Regions from separate parts of the Homo sapiens genome. Here region 1 is linked to region 2. The links are chromatin contacts, found by Hi-C or POLR2A ChIA-PET in ENCODE. All regions are on one chromosome and are shown on one strand. The core of a region is the stretch at or near the end of the contact, and the rest is flanking DNA. Distances in the headings are between cores, read along the strand shown.

Region 1 (2,971 bases), core at 294-2,793, 1.5 Mb after region 2:
ATTACAAAAGACGTTAACTCTATGACATTAATTTCACCATGGGAAATCTGTAATCTTCATTTTAGAGAAATTAATTGGTAGCAGTACTATTTATGAAGTGCTGTGTGCTCAAATCCTTGAAGAACTTTCCTACATTATGATTAGCCTAAGATGTCTAGCCTGGAGTGTTTCACATTTTTCTAGCTTTGTGATTACATCCTCCCACTAGGTATCTAATGAACTGAAGTAGACCGCCCTGCATTTCAGCAAATTCAGGAGTAAGGTTTTATGAGTATTAAAAAATAATTGAAAATGTCAATATTCAAAATGTTTCATAGTTCATATATTTTATGTCCTCACTACAGTGCCTATGCATATAGCTTAAAGCATATCAACAGAGGGAAAACACTATATTGCAGCAAGAAGCACCCTCATCCATGAAAGCTGTAAAGCTCCTTACTCTTTTTTTTTTTAATAGTTATAACCTTGTATGCAAGTCACTGTGAATTTTGCTGGCAATTGTGGCATTTCTCATCAGAGAGTAAATTCTTCTTCAGGCTGGTAAAATGACATCTGAATAAGAAGGCAGAAAAAAATTTTCAACCTCTTAAAACAACTTCTAAAAATTGCAAGTAGACAGTATCATGTATTGCATAATAGTTACATAAAGCAGATTACCTAAGATTCCCTACAGCTCTAAAACACCATGCCCTGACATGTCCTGATTGAGATTTTTGAGATTTTTACCTGTATTCTAGAGATACTGAGTCAGCAGCTAGAGTAAGTTGTCACTAAATGATGCTTTTCCTGCACTTTGGCAGATAAGATCAGTATCTGAAAACCTCAGCCAATGTAGAAGCTTGAGAATGGCATGTCTTCTGAAAAACAAAGTTTATTAAAATATTAGTTTGTGACTTAGATAACTCATTCTTAAGAAAGCAGGAATGTGGCAGCAAGGGTAGAAACAAACATAGAAGACAATGCTTAATAAAGAAGAAAATATTTGGCCAGGCACAGTGGCTCACGCCTGTCATCCCAGCACTTTGGGAGGCCGAGGCGGGTAGATCACGAGGTGAGGAGATCGAGACCCTCCTGGCTAACACAATGAAACCCCGTCTCTACTAAAAATACAAAAAATTAGCCGGGCGTGGTGGCAGATGCCTGTAGTCCCAGCTACTCGGGAGGCTGAGGCAGGAGAATGGCTTGAACCCTGGAGGCAGAGCTTGCAGTGAGCCGAGATCGCTCCACTGTATTCCAGCCTGGGCGACAGACCGAGACTCTGTCTCAAAAAAAAAAAAAAAAAAAAAGAAGAAGAAGAAAATATTTTGCATGTTTTCCCTGACATAGTCTGGGTCAGGAAACATTTTCTATTAGAACTGTTTATTAGGGCAGTTTTCTTCTTTACCTGTGCTTCTCTCTATTCTGTAGACTTTCAAAAGCTAGGTTGAATCTTTTCACATTATAAATCAAGGTGAAGCTGTATTATTCCTCTTCTGAGTGTTGTCTTGGTACTCTGGAAGTGTGTCTGACTCTCATTCATTATTTCTAACAATAAGCCAAACTCCAAAGTAAAAAACTGTGGTTTCTCTTCTCAGTTAATTCTTATAAGTTGCCCAATGAATGAGAATTTGGGCATGACTCACAAATAGGAACTTATTGTGTTTAATCTACATTCTGCTGTCTGTCTTTTCATATTTCCCTTTTCCTGCATATTGACGTATTTACTGATTTCTCTGTTTTTTTTTTCCCATTAAAAAACACAGCTTGGCATTAGTTTATGCTCAGTAAATGTTAATTACTCCACCTCATTAGCCTTGACTGGACTAATTTGTTAGTCAACATAGCTTATTCTCACTAGTTTCTTATTCAAAACATCTTTAAACAAAGCAAAATTATTTTGAAAGCAAAAACATATATTTTCTTCTGTCTTTTAAAATGACAATTGTTTATTACATTAATAATCTCATTAAAATTCTTGTTATTTTTTCTTTGTCAAGAACAAGTTAGACAGAAAGTGGTTTTTGTATGCTCAAATTTTAATTTCTTGATTGGGTGAGTTCTATGGCTATCTGTTGCTGTTGAAATTTGATAGAACTTCTCAGGGAGAGAGTAAATAGGAAAGTAGTGGGAATGTAGATGCAAAAATGGGTACAGAAATGATTAGTCCAGGGATGAAGCAACATCTGGATTATACAGGAAACTGGTCTAATTTAGTCAGCACTGGAGTCAGAAAGGGAAGGAGGAGGAAATTTGGGAATGTTCAATAGGGCATGGGTTTGGATGTGCAGAAAAGAGACTGTAGTAATTGACCTGACATGTCTGATCATTGAAGAGAACCATCAGAAAATGAAGCAGGAAATAGTAAGAAATGGGCTTAATGTTAGGAAAAATAGCTCCTTCAGGAAAGAGATGTATAAGAAGGATGCAGTTCACTGGTAAGGTATAGGCAGGGATTCTCAGGGAACTAATGCAAAGGGAGTGGGTCATTCAAAGAACCCTCATGGTTAGAGTAACCGTATTCTGGTTTGTCCAAGACAATGCCAGTTCACAAAGTCATTCTTGCATTATTAATGGTTCCCTTTCTCCCAAAAATTTACAGTTTTTATCATGTTTGTAGTCAATACTCAAAAAACATGTGTGAGGAGGCTTTTGCTTGTTAGAACTATGAAATTGCTTTTAGGTTGGCAGAGCACATGAAAGCCATTTCTAGACTTAGTTTGAAGGGGATGACATCTCTTGAAAAGAGTCAGCACAGGTTAATAAATAACCCTTAAGAGCTGCACTGGATGGTTTAAGGCCCAACTTTTCACCACGGATTATTTGCATGACCTTGGGTAAGTTACAAGTTACATAACCTCTCATTTCTTCAGTTTTCTCATCTGCAGTGCAAAGGTAATAATAGTATCTACTTCATGTAATGTGGTAAGGCTTAAATGAGTCAGTGAAAAAAAAAAGTGTGTGTAACATTGTGGCTATTTACTGCTAAACTGGT
Region 2 (2,862 bases), core at 171-2,670:
GGCTAGCATCCTCTATGGTGGTTTTGTACCACTGTCTTAGATCTGATGGAAACTCATTCCCAGAATTCCCTTTCCTAAATCGTTCTTCATTCCAGTTGGCTACAAAGGAAATTTGTGTGACCTTTGGAAGGTAAAAGTGAAACAGCAGCATTCTGCTCTGAAGGTCAGTGTAGTCAACAAGTGCAGCTCACTGACCTCCCAGATCACCTTGTCCATGGCAGGCAGCAGCCAGGCTGCCGGACATTTGGCTCCCCACAGATCTCCTCTTTTGGTTTCTGGGCCAGGTGCACGAATGGCTTTGCAGTGAAGAGTGCCAGTCCCTTTCGGGCTGTTCAAGTCAGGGTCATTGAGGCTGGAGAAGTATGAGTCAAATACAAGTTCCAGTTTATCTTTATGGGTTTCATTTTCTCCTGCAGGTTCTCCCTTGCTCAGCTCTACTTCAAATCTAGGTTTTCTTCCCAGTTGCCAGCTCTGCTAACCTATGATGACTTTAGCTCCATACCAGATGTGACGTGAAAGCGACTGCAAAGCTCCCACAATTGTTCAAGGTCTAAAACTGAAAATAAATCCATTATTCCATATTACCATAGTGGTTCTGCTTTTCTAAGTGATAGGGATTCCATTAAATCTTTTCTATTCAGAATATGTACTTGGTTACAAATATTCTTTAGTGCATGCCTTTCTTTTTTAAAATTTATGATATTGTCAAAAGAAATAGTACTAATGTACTGAGCCTAAGTATGTTATTTTATTCTCCCTTGTTTTGGGGATAGGGACTTGGAATATGCTCTTTTACACAATTCCTCTCAAAACTGGTAAGCCGAGGAATTGGGAGTCTGCTCCATAACCAGAGAATACAGAAAAACTAACAATTAATTTGAACTTCGGCATAATAATGAGTTAAAGACTACTTGAGTGAATTAGCTGCTTCTTCGAAATTTGTTTTAATGTGACACTTGGAAAGTTATGTCACTCATGATGAAATCTAAACATTAAAATTTTGAAAACAGGCTGGGCATGGTGGCTCACATTTGTAATCTCAGCACTTTGGGAGGCAAAGGTGGGAGAATCAGCTGAGCCCAGGAGTTTAAGACCAGCCTGGGTGACAAAATGAGACCCAACTCCTCTAAGAAAGAAAATTGAAACCAATTTCAGTTAATCAATTTTTATCATACTGTATGTGCATTGAGAATAAATAAATACTGCCATGAAGCACTTCGACCTTTTTACTTAAATTCCTAATGTTTTACATAATTTCTGAAGATTTTATGGTCTTTAAAGGCAGGGATGCATCTTCTCATTTTTACATCCTCCCATACTGGCACACAGATAAGTCCTTATTAAACATCAATTGAACTAAGTAAAGAACACATTTCAGCTTCCTGTTTTTTACAAAAAAGAAAAGAGCAGCAGGGTATGAGCAAACAACCACAACCAACTACATCCTCTGATGCTTTTCTCACTGTTATATAGAAACTCCAGCAGGAAACCACTGCTATATCCTTTTCACCACTATAGCAAAATCTTATGAATTACTGGCAAGCATAAAACAGCTCCATTGACATCACATAAACGTTTGTGACAATTTATACTCACCACACTCAAGTGCTTTAAAACATCTTAACAAAGTTTCTCAAGGACAAATTCCCAAGGAAAAATAATCATATACTTTAACCATGTGTTTGGAGTTTAATTATATGAAAAAGCAATAAGCACTATTGAAACTTGGTGCACCTCTCAATGTAGCTGATGTTTACAAAAAGCTCAAAAAACTGACAAGTGTTAAAATTCCTCATATGACTCAGACTTATAAAGATTTCTAACAGACCAAAGATGTATTAACGACTACTCCAAAACACGAAAGTACTAATTTTTTCCCTTTGTATTCAAAACGACCCAAGAATTAGACATTTCTAGCTAGGAAATGTAGACCCCCCTTTTTTCCATTCTCACACATTATGCACTTATATTTACAGCAACACACATTTTAAATTTGTAACGTGAGCCTTGATAATGCATTTTATCAATGAAGGGGTCTTCCATTGAATATCTCTTATTTGTCCAAGATCTACAAAGACAAGATGATGGCAGAAGTCCAGGCCTTTCATTCAAGGGCTTTAACTTCAATGTGAAACACAGACAAATATATTCATTTTACACAGAAGTCAGAGGTCTAGAACTCTGTAGCTTTCTTGCATGCCCACATTACCTAGTCCATAAGCTCTCCATAGGGCGTAGGGCTAAATGACTACATGCGTAAATGAATGAAGGCATACATGCTTGGTGATGATGAAGAGGGGGAGATAACAAGGGCCCGTTTGGGTTCCAACAAAGGCAGAATGGGCCTAAAATTCAGAAAATAAGCCTGTGAATGAAGAAGAAAACAAGCAAGATTTAAAAAAAAACAAGTGGTGGGGCATCAGAGCTAGAATTGCTCTTAGGGATTTCTGGACCAGCCCTCTCATTTCTAGAGAGGACCTGAGGTGCTGTGGGCAATGACATGCCTTCATGTTCCACTTTCAGGGACTGTGACATTTGTGTACCCATTTCATGATTTTAGCCTCATGTGCTTCCTATCTAAACCATTTTTTTTAACTCAATATTTTTCATTAAATTGACTTTAACTGGTGCACTGGTTGAAAACATTAGCCTTGCCCTAAAAAATAACATCTGTGAAATTACAGGTTTGATGTACTTGTTATATTATTTTTTGTAGCATATATTTTTAAAAATATACTTTGAAATGTGTTCTGAACATATTTCTACATTTAAATAAATTTATAAGTATTAAAATCCAAAGCAAATCTGTATACTACGTAAGATCCTCTCACAGGTCACTGCTGGAAATCTGCAGTCTGAAAA

Evidence for each region. Hi-C counts contacts between places; a loop is a spot of excess contacts on that map. ChIA-PET counts read pairs that join two places held with the same protein, here RNA polymerase II (POLR2A). Pooled maps may share reads with other maps.
Region 1: a pooled map shows a loop between it and region 2 (4-fold over the local background). The contact joins two enhancer-like sites. A Hi-C loop is called at or near these places in 1 of 37 single-sample maps with no recorded cell type and 2 of 50 pooled maps. POLR2A ChIA-PET finds 5 or more read pairs at or near these places in 1 of 52 experiments (activated T-cell).

What each region holds. Positions count from the first base shown.
Region 1 is chr4:90,840,313-90,843,283 of GRCh38, forward strand. All of the region lies in intron 8 of CCSER1 (coiled-coil serine rich protein 1), which reads left to right. Among named protein-coding and RNA genes, the nearest start is that of CCSER1, 710 kb to the left of the region's middle. Within about 2 kb of position 1,544, at least 2 of the 41 ENCODE cell types and tissues checked have a DNase peak (open chromatin) inside an H3K27ac peak, as active enhancers do.
Region 2 is chr4:89,293,256-89,296,117 of GRCh38, forward strand. The region is part of intron 1 of GPRIN3 (GPRIN family member 3); the gene reads right to left. Among named protein-coding and RNA genes, the nearest start is that of GPRIN3, 13 kb to the right of the region's middle. Within about 2 kb of position 1,421, at least 5 of the 41 ENCODE cell types and tissues checked have a DNase peak (open chromatin) inside an H3K27ac peak, as active enhancers do.